Linked DNA regions of Homo sapiens: region 2 is linked to region 1. The links are chromatin contacts, found by POLR2A ChIA-PET in ENCODE. All regions are on one chromosome and are shown on one strand. The core of a region is the stretch at or near the end of the contact, and the rest is flanking DNA. Distances in the headings are between cores, read along the strand shown. Region 1 holds the start of SLC8B1 (solute carrier family 8 member B1). Region 2 overlaps RBM19 (RNA binding motif protein 19).

The links. ChIA-PET counts read pairs that join two places held with the same protein, here RNA polymerase II (POLR2A).
Region 2: POLR2A ChIA-PET joins it to region 1 with 11 read pairs in WTC11. The contact joins the enhancer-like site here to the promoter of SLC8B1 in region 1. POLR2A ChIA-PET finds 5 or more read pairs at or near these places in 5 of 52 experiments (A673, OCI-LY7, RWPE1 and 2 more).

Annotation. Positions count from the first base shown.
Region 1 is chr12:113,333,859-113,339,540 of GRCh38, forward strand. It overlaps SLC8B1 (solute carrier family 8 member B1), which reads right to left and starts at 1,251. Exons shown (of 16, transcript NM_001358345.2): 1 at 585-1,251. RefSeq lists a silencer at 1,172-1,461.
Region 2 is chr12:113,929,677-113,935,358 of GRCh38, forward strand. The region is part of intron 16 of RBM19 (RNA binding motif protein 19); the gene reads right to left. Among named protein-coding and RNA genes, the nearest start is that of RBM19, 34 kb to the right of the region's middle. RefSeq lists enhancers at 1,674-2,357, 2,358-3,041, 2,645-4,575, 3,291-3,435, a silencer at 3,298-3,476 and a cis regulatory region at 3,354-3,371. Within about 2 kb of position 3,260, at least 5 of the 41 ENCODE cell types and tissues checked have a DNase peak (open chromatin) inside an H3K27ac peak, as active enhancers do.

The sequences.
Region 1 (5,682 bases), core at 1-2,500:
CCACCATGCCCAGCTAATTTTTGTATTTTTAACGGAGACGGGGTTTCGCCATGTTGGCCAGGCTGGTCTGGAACTCCTAGCCTCAAGTGATCTGCCGGCCTTGACCTCTCAAAGTGCTGGGACTACAGGCGTGAGCCACCACACCCAGCAGAGGAATTCCAGAACCTGCCCAAGGTCACACAGCAAGAGGGTCACAGAGCCCACAGCCCCTCCGACAGGGAACTTAAGGGCAAGAAGGAAGTTGAGTTGCTCAAAGACCGCGGGTTAGCAGTGGGGCCGGGCTGGTCACCACCATGTGCCTCTTCCCTCAAGACCAGGGCCAAAATGGCTTCAATATATTTCAAAGGAATTAAACTGGAAAAACAAAAGTCCTCAGCAAACTAAATTTCCTGTTTTGGCTTTTTCATGTGTTCTACGATGAGTATGTCTTATTTTTGCAATCAGGAAACCAAACCCCATAAAAACGTTTTTTTCTTTAAGTCTGCGCAGGTGTTTCTCAATGTACTGGCAGCCTGAGGGGAGGGAGAGGAGGTAGGGAGGGGAAGAGAGGTCAGAAAGGCGCCTGTCCCAGCCAGGTTCCTTACCTGTCCACGGAAGACACGGCCCTTCCTCTTCTATGGTTCTCCCGAACCCCTCCAACTGGAGTCCGAGTTACTCTATTTGGCACCAAGTTCAAACAGGACACCCCTGGTTTCAAATTCGTCTCGGCCACTTACTATCTGTGTGGCCTTAAGGAAGTCACTTCACCTCTCTGGGCCTCTTATTCCTCATGTGTGAAATGGACACAAATGCTGGCCGACGCGGTATACAATAAGAGCTCAATAAATGTTCGCGTCCCTGATGTCCCCAACACCTGAAGATCAGCATGCGTCTCGTCTCTCTTTGCTGCCGATTTATTTTACTGATTCACTAGTGAGCATTTATTGAGCGCCTTCTGTACGCGTGGGCCGATGCCCAGCGCTCGGATGGTCGCCGACCTGCTAAGGGACAGGGGCGGGAAATCGGGGCTGCGCTTCCCAGGAAAGAGACCTCAGGAACATCTCCGTGCTCCGTTTCCCGTCCGGACGGAGGCTGAGAAGTCGAACTCGGGGCGCCCGGGTCCTCCGGCCGTGCGGGGAGGCGGCTCTTTCTTACCTCGGGCCGGGCCTGGGACCAGCAAACTCCGAACCTCGACCTCGCAGGGCCTCGCAGCCTTCCAGGTCCCTGGCCGCCGGACCGACCTTGCGCCAGCGAAGCCGCCAGTCCGGGTGCCCCGCCTGCTGCAGCGTCCGGGCCCCTACTCTTCCCGTCCGGGCCCGCCCCGGCTCGCCCCGCCCCGGTCTCGGCCACGCCCTCAGGACACGCCCCCTCGGGGCTCGCCCCGCCCCTGCCCTTAAAGGTACAGCTCCCGGGGAGCTTCGTAGGGTCTTCCCACTCTCCACCGTCCTCTCCCTCCGCTTTGAAACTGAGATACAAGCCGATGGGTAAGGACTGCAGGAAGCCGGAGAGGGACATTTAGAGGGTGAAACTAGGAGGTTCATTTCCCGAGGGTAGAGGAACCAGAGGGTGTCAAGCTGCTCCTGGTAATGAATGGTGACAAAGAGGTTTGGGAAAATCCCAGGTGGAGAAAGCCCCACCCTGCCCAGGAAAGTTCTCGCGGTTTCACTGAAATCCTTCTGAGATCCTAATTGGGTTCAACATTCCCCTCTAGTAGCATAGCTTTTTTTTTTTAATTTAAATTTTAATTTTTTAAGCCAGGGTCTCACTCTATCGCCCAGGCTGGAATGCAGTAGCAGCTGTCACGGCTCACTAAAGCCTCGACCTCCGAGGCTCAAGCAATCCTCCCACCTCGGCCTCCCAAGTAGCTGGGACTGCAGGCAAGTGCCATCATGCCCGGCTAATTTTGTTCATTTTTTGTAAAATGTTCTTACTATGTTGGTCAAACTGGTCACGAACTCCTGGGCTTATATAATCCTCCCGCCTCAGCCTCCCACGTAGCTGAGACCACAGGTGTGTGCCACCAAACCAGGCTAGTTTTTAAAATTTTTTATAGAGACGAGGTCTCTATATGTTGCCCAAGTTGGTCTCAAACTCCTGGTCTCAAGCGATCCTTCTGCCTCTGCCTCCCAAAGTGTCAGAGCTGTGTAAACCAGAGCAACTCCATCTCGAGTGGGGCTGGGTAAAATGAGGCTGAGACCTACTGGGCTGCATTCCCAGACGGTTAAGGCATTCTAAGTCACAGGTTGAGATAGAAGGTGGGCACAAGATACAGGTTATCATAAAGACCTTGCTGATAAAACAGGTTGCAGTAAAGGAGCCAGCCCAAACCCACCAAAACCAAGATGGTGACAAGAATGACCTCTGGTTGTCCTCACTGCTGCACTCCCATCAGCGCCATGGCAGTTTACAAATGCCATGGCAACGTCAGGAAGTTACCCTATATGGTCTAAAAAGGGGAAACATAGATAATCCACCCCTTGTTTAGCATATCATCAAGAAATAACCATAAAAATGGGCAACCAGCAGCCCTCAGGGCTGTTCTGCCTATGGAGTAGCCATTCTTTTATTCCTTTACTTTCTCAATAAACTTGCTTTCACTTTACTCTATGGAATCACCCTGAATTCGTTCTTGCGCGAGATCCAAGAACCCTATCTTAGGGTCTGGATCAGGACCCCTTTCCTGTAACAAAAGTGCTTGGATTACAGGTGTGAGCCACCATGCCCACCTTTTTATCTAATATTTAAAATTTGTATTTAATTTTTTCCCTTTTCTTTTTGCTAATCTCTGTATTGTTCCAATTTTAGTATATGTGCTGCCGAAGGGGGCACATAGCATCGTTTTTAAAAGAAGGTGGCAAACAAATCAAGACCGAGGAGTTAGTGATCTGCTGATGGATGTACCAGTATCTCCCCCTATTTCCAGTTTCCCAGCCTCCTGGGGAAGCTCTGTTCATCCTGCCTTTTCTTCTGTTGGGGGGATGGGGGAATGGGAGGAGGCAGGCATGGGGCCTGGACCTGGGGTCCTTAAGGCTGGAGTGTGTCCTCCCAGGCCACTCCTGCCTGCAGCCCCACTTCTGCCATTAGCATGCATCTAGTCACCCCATCTCTTATCCTTACGGTAGGACCTGCTTCCTCGTCATGGGCAGGACCCAGGCCCAACGCCAAGCCTGGCATTCAAGGCCCTTCAGCATCCAGCCCTAGCACACCTTTCTGAAATCGTCTTTCACCCCTACCTCCACCTCCTGCCCAGTAGTGCTCCCTGTTCCCTGAACGTATCGGCCTCTTGCTCACAGCCACCTGCCTCTGCTCCTTCCGAGCCCCCTGCCCTGATGACACCCTATCTCTTTTCCACCTGACAAACTCTTACTCATGTTGTCAGGCTCAGCTCAGAGGTCACCGCCACTAGGGGGTCTTCCACCCTCCCCCCAACCCCTCCACATGGCCACAGGGCTCCCCACCTTCAGAGCACACCTCTAATTCCCACCTCTGGGCAGGTGACATTGTGATCTGGAGCATGATGTGTTTGGAATCGCAGAACATCAGGTTTCTGTAGGACCTTCTATAAACACTTAGAGCCTCTCTTTGAGCCTCAGTTTCCCCCTTGGTGAAATGGGAGTGATACTAGTACCAACCTCCTGAGGTCCTTCCAGATGTTTTTCCTTATCTTTTTTGAGACAGGGTCTCCTTCTGTCACCCAGGCTAGAATGCAGTGGTGTGATCTTGGCTCACTGCATCCTTGACCTCCTGGGCTCAAGCGATCCTCCCGCCTCAGCTTCCCAAGTAGCTGTGACTACAGTCGTGTGCCACCATGCCTGGCTCGTTTTGTTCATTTTTTGTAGAGACAGGGTGTCACTATGTTGCCCAGGCTGGTCCTGAACTCCTGGGCTCATGCAATCCCCCCACCTTGGCCTCCCAAATTGCTGTGATTACAGGCATGAGCCACCATGCCTAGCTGAAATAGGACACTGTGAAGAGCCCCAAACCCCATGCTGGATGCTGAGTCAACACTCCCTCAGTGGAAGGGTTTGTTGTCCCCATTAATTATTCCATTGTTGGCTGGGCGTGGTGGTTCGCACCTGTAATCCCAGCACTTTGGGAGGCTGAGGTGGGCAGATCACCCGAAGTCAGGAGTTCAACACCAGCCTGGCCAACATGGCAAAAACCCGTCTCTACTAAAAATACAAAAATTAGCCAGGCATGTGGCACAAGCCCACAATCTCAGTTACTTGGGAGGCTGAGGCACGAGAATTGTTTGAACCTGGAAGGTGGAGGCTGCAGTGAGCCCAGATCATGCCACTGCACTCCAGCCTGGGTGACAGTGAGACTCCATCTCAAAGAAAAATAAAAAATAAAAATTATTCCATTGTTACAACAATGCATTAACTTACCTTTCCATGTCCCCCACAGGCTGGGAGCACCTCGAAGCAGCACCAGGCCAGGTTCATCCCCATGTCCAGGCTGCCAGCACAGGGGCGTTCACAGTAGTGTCTGTGTGTCACAATCTCCAAGCCTGCTCCGGGGTCATCCTACTCCGGGGTCAGCTTTTCCCCAGGTCATCTGCTGCTTGAGAAGTAACTCCAGAATTGCTGAGTTTGAAGTCCTCCTTCCCCAAGGGGCCTGACCCTGGTAGCTAGGGTGAGGCTTAGATATCACCATTCTAGGTCAGCAGAGCAGGTGGGTTACTACCTCCCTGTCTCCCAGGACTGGGGTAGAGCAGGAAGCAAGGGGTGTTGGGGGAGAGTATGAGTATCTGTTGAGAGACTCCTGGAAAGATCCAGGCGGGGAGAGGAACCCCTGGGGACAGAGAAGAAAGATAGATGGGGCCTGGGATAGCCCCTGGTTCACCCCTGCTCTGGTAGACAGTGGTTAGGGTTAGGGCCTATTCCCCAGGCTGAGAAAGGCCATTTTGACATGTTAGGAGCAGACTTAGAAGTCATCCAGATCCGAGCTCAAATCCCAGCTCTGCCATTTACTGGCTATTTGGCCCTGGACCAGTTATTTTGTCTTTTTGAGTCTCAGTTCCTTACCTGGAAAATGGGGATGAAAACAGCACCTATAGGGCCCACTCATCAGGCTATAGTGAGGATTGAGATTTTATATGTCGGCTGGGCACAGTGGTTCACACCTGTAATTCAGCACTTTGGGAGGCTGAAGTGGGAGGATTGCTTGAGGCCAGGAGTTCGAGACCAGCCTGGGCAACATAGCAAGACCCTGTCTCTACTATTATAATTTTAAAGAACAAGGAGATTATATAATAAAACCCATAGCATAGTGCCTGGCACTTGTTAAAGTTGAATAAATTGAAGCTGCTATTATTATTATTATTACTTTTTTTTTTTTTTTGAGACAGAGTCTTGCTCTGTCGCCCAGGCTGGAGTGCAGTGGCACAATCTCGGCTCACTGCCAGCTCCGCCTCCTGAGTTCACGCCATTCTCCTGCCTCAGCCTCCCAAGTAGCTGGGACTACAGGCGCCCGCCACCACGCCCGGCTAATTTTTTGTATTTTTAGTAGAGACGGGGTTTCACTGTGTTAGCCAGGATGGTCTTGATCTCCTGACCTCGTGATCCGCCTGCCTCGGCCTCCCAAAGTGCTGTGATTACAGGCATGAGTCACCATGCCTGGCCAAGCTGCTATTATTATTATTTATTATTATTACTGAAGGTAAAAGGACCTGACACAATGTCTGGCAGAGAGTAGATTAAA
Region 2 (5,682 bases), core at 2,010-4,509, 600 kb after region 1:
GCATTTGACATCTTGGAGATTAAAGGAGAAAGGAAAGAACACTGATGAGATCCCCTGCCATGACCAGGCATGTGGTTGAATACCCTGAGTACAGTCTCACTCATGACCACAGCAGCCACATCACAGAAAACAGGGGGCCCAAGGAGAGTTCTGTAGGCTGCTGCATCTGTACCCGAAATCTCAGGCACCTTCTGGTTGGTGAGACAGGTTCATGGAAGACTGGAAAAAAATTTTATAGAGAAAAGCATAGTGGGGATGATGGTGACCAGGAGGGCTCATGGCCAGTTTAAAGGACAGCCCCTTCTTGGCACTGGCCAATTGACGGAAAGGTCAACCTAGCATGGCCAGAATTCAGATCTATTAAGAGAAGTAGGAAATCCAGCTTTACAGAGGAAATCCCATGGTTTTTAAATCTTGGCAACTTAATGGCAAGTGACTTTTGAATTAGGCAGTAGTCAGCAAGTACACCAGCTCATTGAAACCTCAGTGCTCTGCTCCCTGCATCTGGCCTGCCCCAGAGCACTGGCAAAGATGCCCTTCCCTCTTTCTGTCTCAAGGTCCCAGAACCCAGCCAGTGCCCGGCGTGGCATTCCAGGAGTTCCCAGTCTCACAAGGGTAATAACCCGGGGAGCCCAGAACCCCTCAGCATGGCTGGAGTTGACTCCACCCTGCCTCCCTGGTCTATGAGCAGTGGCTGGTGTGCTGCAAAGGGCATCTTTAAATGCCCAGGCACCTGCCCAAGGGGGTGTGATGTTTGGGTTTAGTAACACAGCTGAGACCAGTAATGGGCAGATCCCTTCCCTGGCAGATCAGCTGCCCTTAGCCCCAGCCCAGGAAGAACAAGAGGGAACTGTGAGGAAGGTGAAGACCTATTATCTGGGTGTGCAGTTGGCCTGGCATGGGGCTCACCTGGCATCTCCAACCTCCCATAAGTCAGCCTCTTACCCTCCCCTTCGGGAGGAACACCCAGCTTAAATGAAAGATGTGCTCAAAGGGGTCTGCCTTTCCTCCAGCAGCGCAGGCTCTGGCTGACCCCGGAGACGTCCGTTCTTTCCCTGAACCTTGAGTTCATAGCAACAACCGCCCTACACCTGAAACTTCACCCTGGATCCTAGAAGAACTAACAGTTCAAGGGCATCATGGTCTTTAGAGATCTGCCGGAGAAGGGGGCCTGGAAAAGACGAGGAGGGCAGGCCCAGTCCCAGCCCTGCCACAACCTAGCTGCATGGCCCTGGGTGAGTGACTTCACTGCTGTCTCTGCACCCTTACCTATAAAATAGAGCTTATTAAAACCACCTCTCCCCTAATACCAAAAATACATACACAAACAAAAACCCCAAAGTCATGCTCATTTGTAGGAAAATTGGTAAACAGAACAGTGAGTGACTGTAAACTCAATTACCAAATTTTAAAAGGACGATAATGTAATAATTATGACGAAGAATGCAAAATCTACATTTGAAGTTTAAATGAATTGTAAATTAATGTGAGTATATTGTATAGGATGTATTGTATAGGTTGTTTCAAAACCCAGCAAAGTGCAGGTGTATACAGACCACTGGCAAAGATAATGGCCCTTCCCCCTCTCTCCCACAAGGCCCCAGAACCCAGCTAGTCCCCAGCATGGCATTCCAGGAGTTCCCAAGTCTTATAAGGGCAACAACCTGGAGGGCCCAGCAGCCCTCAGCATGGCCTCCCAGGTCCATGAGCTGTGGCTGGTGTGCTTCGAAGGGGGAAGAGTTGTTATCTTTGCCAGCAGTCCTCATACACCTGCGCTTTGCTGGGCTGTTTAGAAATGCAAGTATCCACTATTTCCTCCACATGCCAGGCCATGGCTCTGTTACCCCTCACCTCACCTGGACAACTGAAGAGACTCCCTGCTGCTGTGCCCTCTGCCCCTCTCCCTGGCTCGCCACCTTCCCTGACTTCATCCCTCACCCTTTTCCCTTCTCTCCCGTCACCTCCGTTCCAAACGCACTGGTCTCTTTTCTGATGGCCGAGCCTGCCAAGCCCCCTTCCTACCACAGGGCCTTTGCACCTGCTGGCCTCTGCCTGTTCTGCTGGTCTGCTGCTTTCCCAGGCCTGGCTCCTTCTCACACAGCCTCCCCACAGGGAGCTCATCCTGTCCACTCTAGTTAAAGCAGTCTCCAGCCTGGGCCCAACCACTCGCTGTTCCATTCTTCTGCTTTCTTCTTTTCAGAGCCCTGTCCTATTCCATCATCACTGTATTGAGCAGTTTGCTCCTCTATCTGTGCTCCCCAACTACACAGGGAGCTCGAGACAGGACCCAGTCTGACTCAGTTGGCACTGAATCTCCAGCACTGGGCTCAGAACAGATCTACTTGTGGGCGATGAGTCTGTTGGGCACTCAGCATGTGCCTAGAACACAGCGATCATGAAATAGCCCTTATTGTGATCGAGAAGAGCTGTGAGGTCTTAGGTAAGAGCACAGGCCTCAGAGTTGATGGCTTCAGGTCATATCCCGGCTCTCTCCACATGTGTGACCTTGCTCAAGTCATGCAAACTCTCTGTGCTTCCTTCTTTCCATCTAAAAAGGGGCTGGCCATCATGGTGCCTACTTGCAGGACGATGATGAGAATGAATGCAGAGCAGGCTGCAAGACCTGAGCCTGGGCCTGCAGCGAGCACTGGGAGAGAACAGTTTCGTTCTTAATATTACCCTTGCTACCCACACTGCCCAGCAGGCCTTGCTGAGAGAGAAATCCAGGGGAAAATGTTGGAAATCCCTAACCCTGGGAGAGATAAGACAACCCAGTGTGGGGAGCCCTCGGCCCTCCCTCTCCTTCTCCCTGCAGGGTAAGCTGCTGGCTTCAGGCTCCCAGGAAGGCCAGCCAGTGCCAGGCGTCCGAGTCCACAGCTGGGCACCCTTGCCAGCCAGCTACTGCTCCCCGAGTCACCAGGCCAGGCTGTGTCCAGAGAGGCGTGGAGACAGCCAGGAGCCAAGGCCATGAAGCCAAAGGTCATTTTAAAAAGCACTTCTGCTGCTGGCCCCAAGTTGGGAGACAAAAGAAAGATGGGAAAGAAAAAAATAAGGTATTGTGAAACTCAAACAGATGTTTGCCAACAAAAACACCAGGAACCAGAAAAAGAGGGAAGAAGTGAGAAAGGAATCAGGGCTAGGCCTGGGGGCGGGGGAGTTGGGGGAAGGATCTAAAAGCAAGGTGGGCTGGAGGGGGTTGGGAGAGGCAGGGGAACTGTGCTTCCATCTGTAGTTAGCACAATCAAATCCAGTCACGCATCGCCACATGGGGCTTTATTATAATCAGGCCACAGAATTTACTGCGGCCTCCTCCCCTTTCCCGGCTCTCGGCGCTGGAGCTGACAGCAAAGACTGTTATCAGTTGCAAGCAGCTTTTCAGGACCTCCCCCCACTCTGAGCCCTTTATCTGGAGGTGAGGGTCTTGGTTGTGGGGAGATAAAACACGCTGTCCCCCTCCCTCGAGACTGGTACAGAGAACAGGAGAGCTTTGCAGAAAGGAAGGGGGTAAAATAAAAAAAAAAAGGTATGTCCACTCCCCTCCTACTCTTCTTCCTTGGGAGCCTGAGAAAATCCAGGGCTTTGTGGGCTGGCTGAGTCCCCCCAGCCCTCGTTGTCCTCGTACAACGGGGGAGTCGGGGATTTGGTGAAGCTTCAGGAACAATGCAAAGAGGGTGGGGGTGGGGGAGGAGCAGGTGAAAAGAACAGCACCCGCCAGGAGGGGCTGTGCATGTGCTGCGTGCAGTGAGGGCAGGAGGAGGCCCTGGAGATCAGCTCTGTGGGAATTCACCGATGACGCGGGACACAGCGGGGCTTGGAATTAGCACAGACACGCACAACTTCCCGGGCCAAAGGAGGCCCAGCGGCCGGGCTCTAAGGCCTTCTTTGTGTGAGTCATGGTCAGGCCCTGGAAAGCAGCCCCTCTGGGAGGTAGGGGCTGTTGGACACATGCTCAAACCTACAATGTAGACCCAGGAAGCAGGGGGACCCGCGGGCAGGGGGTGGGAAAACACTCTGACCGTAAACCACAGCATGCTATCTCCGTGATGCACCCTGTGCTGTGATGCAGACATTTCTGTACTCAGGGCCCACTTCTATTACTACTTGTGACATCTCACTTGTCCCCCAACAGCTCTATTGTCCTCCACAGCTCAAAAGTTCCTGGGGAAGGGGGTCTGTGCATCTGTGTGGTGTCCATCTTGATCACCCAGCTCGGCTGCTGGCTTGGGGCTGGTGCCCATGGTGAGTTAAAGACTATCCACTGTGCCATATTTTTCTAAATTTTAATTTAATTTTTGAGATAGGGTCTTGCTCTGTCACCCAGGCTGAGTGTAGTGGTGCAATCTCGGCTCACTGCAGCCTCCATCTTCCAGGCTCAAGTGATCCTCCAACCTCAGCCTCCTGAGTAGCTGGGACTACAAGGCATGCACCACTACGCCCAGCTAATTTTTGTATTTTTTGTAGAAATAGGGTTTTGCCATGCTGTCCAGGCTTGTCTTGAACTTCTGGACTCGAGTGATCCTCCTGCCTCAGCCTCCCAAGATGCACTGTGATTTATATTGCTCAGTCACCAACAGCAGCGGAAGACTGGTGATGTGCATGTGACATCCCACCACGCCCTCAGAGGGCGGGGCGGATATCATGCCCGTTTTACAGATATGGAAACTGAGCCTCAGAGAGGCAGGTGGCTTGGCCAGTCACAGAATGGCTGCTTACTGGAAATCTCAGGGCCATTTCCCCAGGGGCTCTAGGCCTCACATGATGAGGATGCCAAGGACTTAGAACCATGCCTAGCATGGCATAACTGCTGCTTTTGCTCTTGGGTTCACTCACACACACTTCCTGATCACTATCAGCCACTGGGGCACGTTCATGGGTGCTAGGATACTGCCGTGAGCAAGGTGAATGGGGTCTCGGCATGTGGAGTGGCCATTCCAGGGGCAGAGTCCGACAGAGCAACACCGGGGAAAGGAACCATTCATGACACAATTCCAGGAAGTGATAAGCATTTGAAATAAAATAAAGGGCCATTTGTGAGAGTGGGGACAAATGGGAGCCCCCTCTATTATTTTGATTGATGGTGTTATTGTCACCACTGTGTTCTGAGGCTGGGCTAACAACGAAAACCAAACGTTCAAACCTAACTAAGCTTCTACTGTGTGCCAGAGCCTTGGGACACAAAGACAAATATGACCCGGCCTCATCTTTCGAAGGAACAGAGAGGCAGATTCTCATGCATTCCCTCACTCCCTTGACACCTGTGAACCGAGCTTCCCTATGCCTGGGCCCCCCGGGGTGCTGGGTACCGGGCAGTGAAGGAGACAGCCCCATTCCCTGCCTTCACGGCTCAAAGTCTGGCTGAGATAGGAAACAAATACAAGTAACAAATAAACAGAATAAATAGAAATTGTGACAAGTGTTAGAGAAAAAAGAAGACAGCAGAGAGGGATAATCCCCAGGACACAAGGAAATGAAGAGCCTGGTGGAAGCGGTCACTTTGGGAGCCACCACGTGTCCCCAGCCTGCCTCCTGTTGCCACCCAAGGCTGCGGGAAGAGGCCTCCACCAATTTGTTTTCAGTGCCGCTCAGCCCTGGCTGATCTCTGCGTTTCAAAGGAGAACTCGCTTTGGGCCAAAAAAAAAAAACATTACTTAGGTTCAAGGGTGGTAACTGAAGTAAAAATCA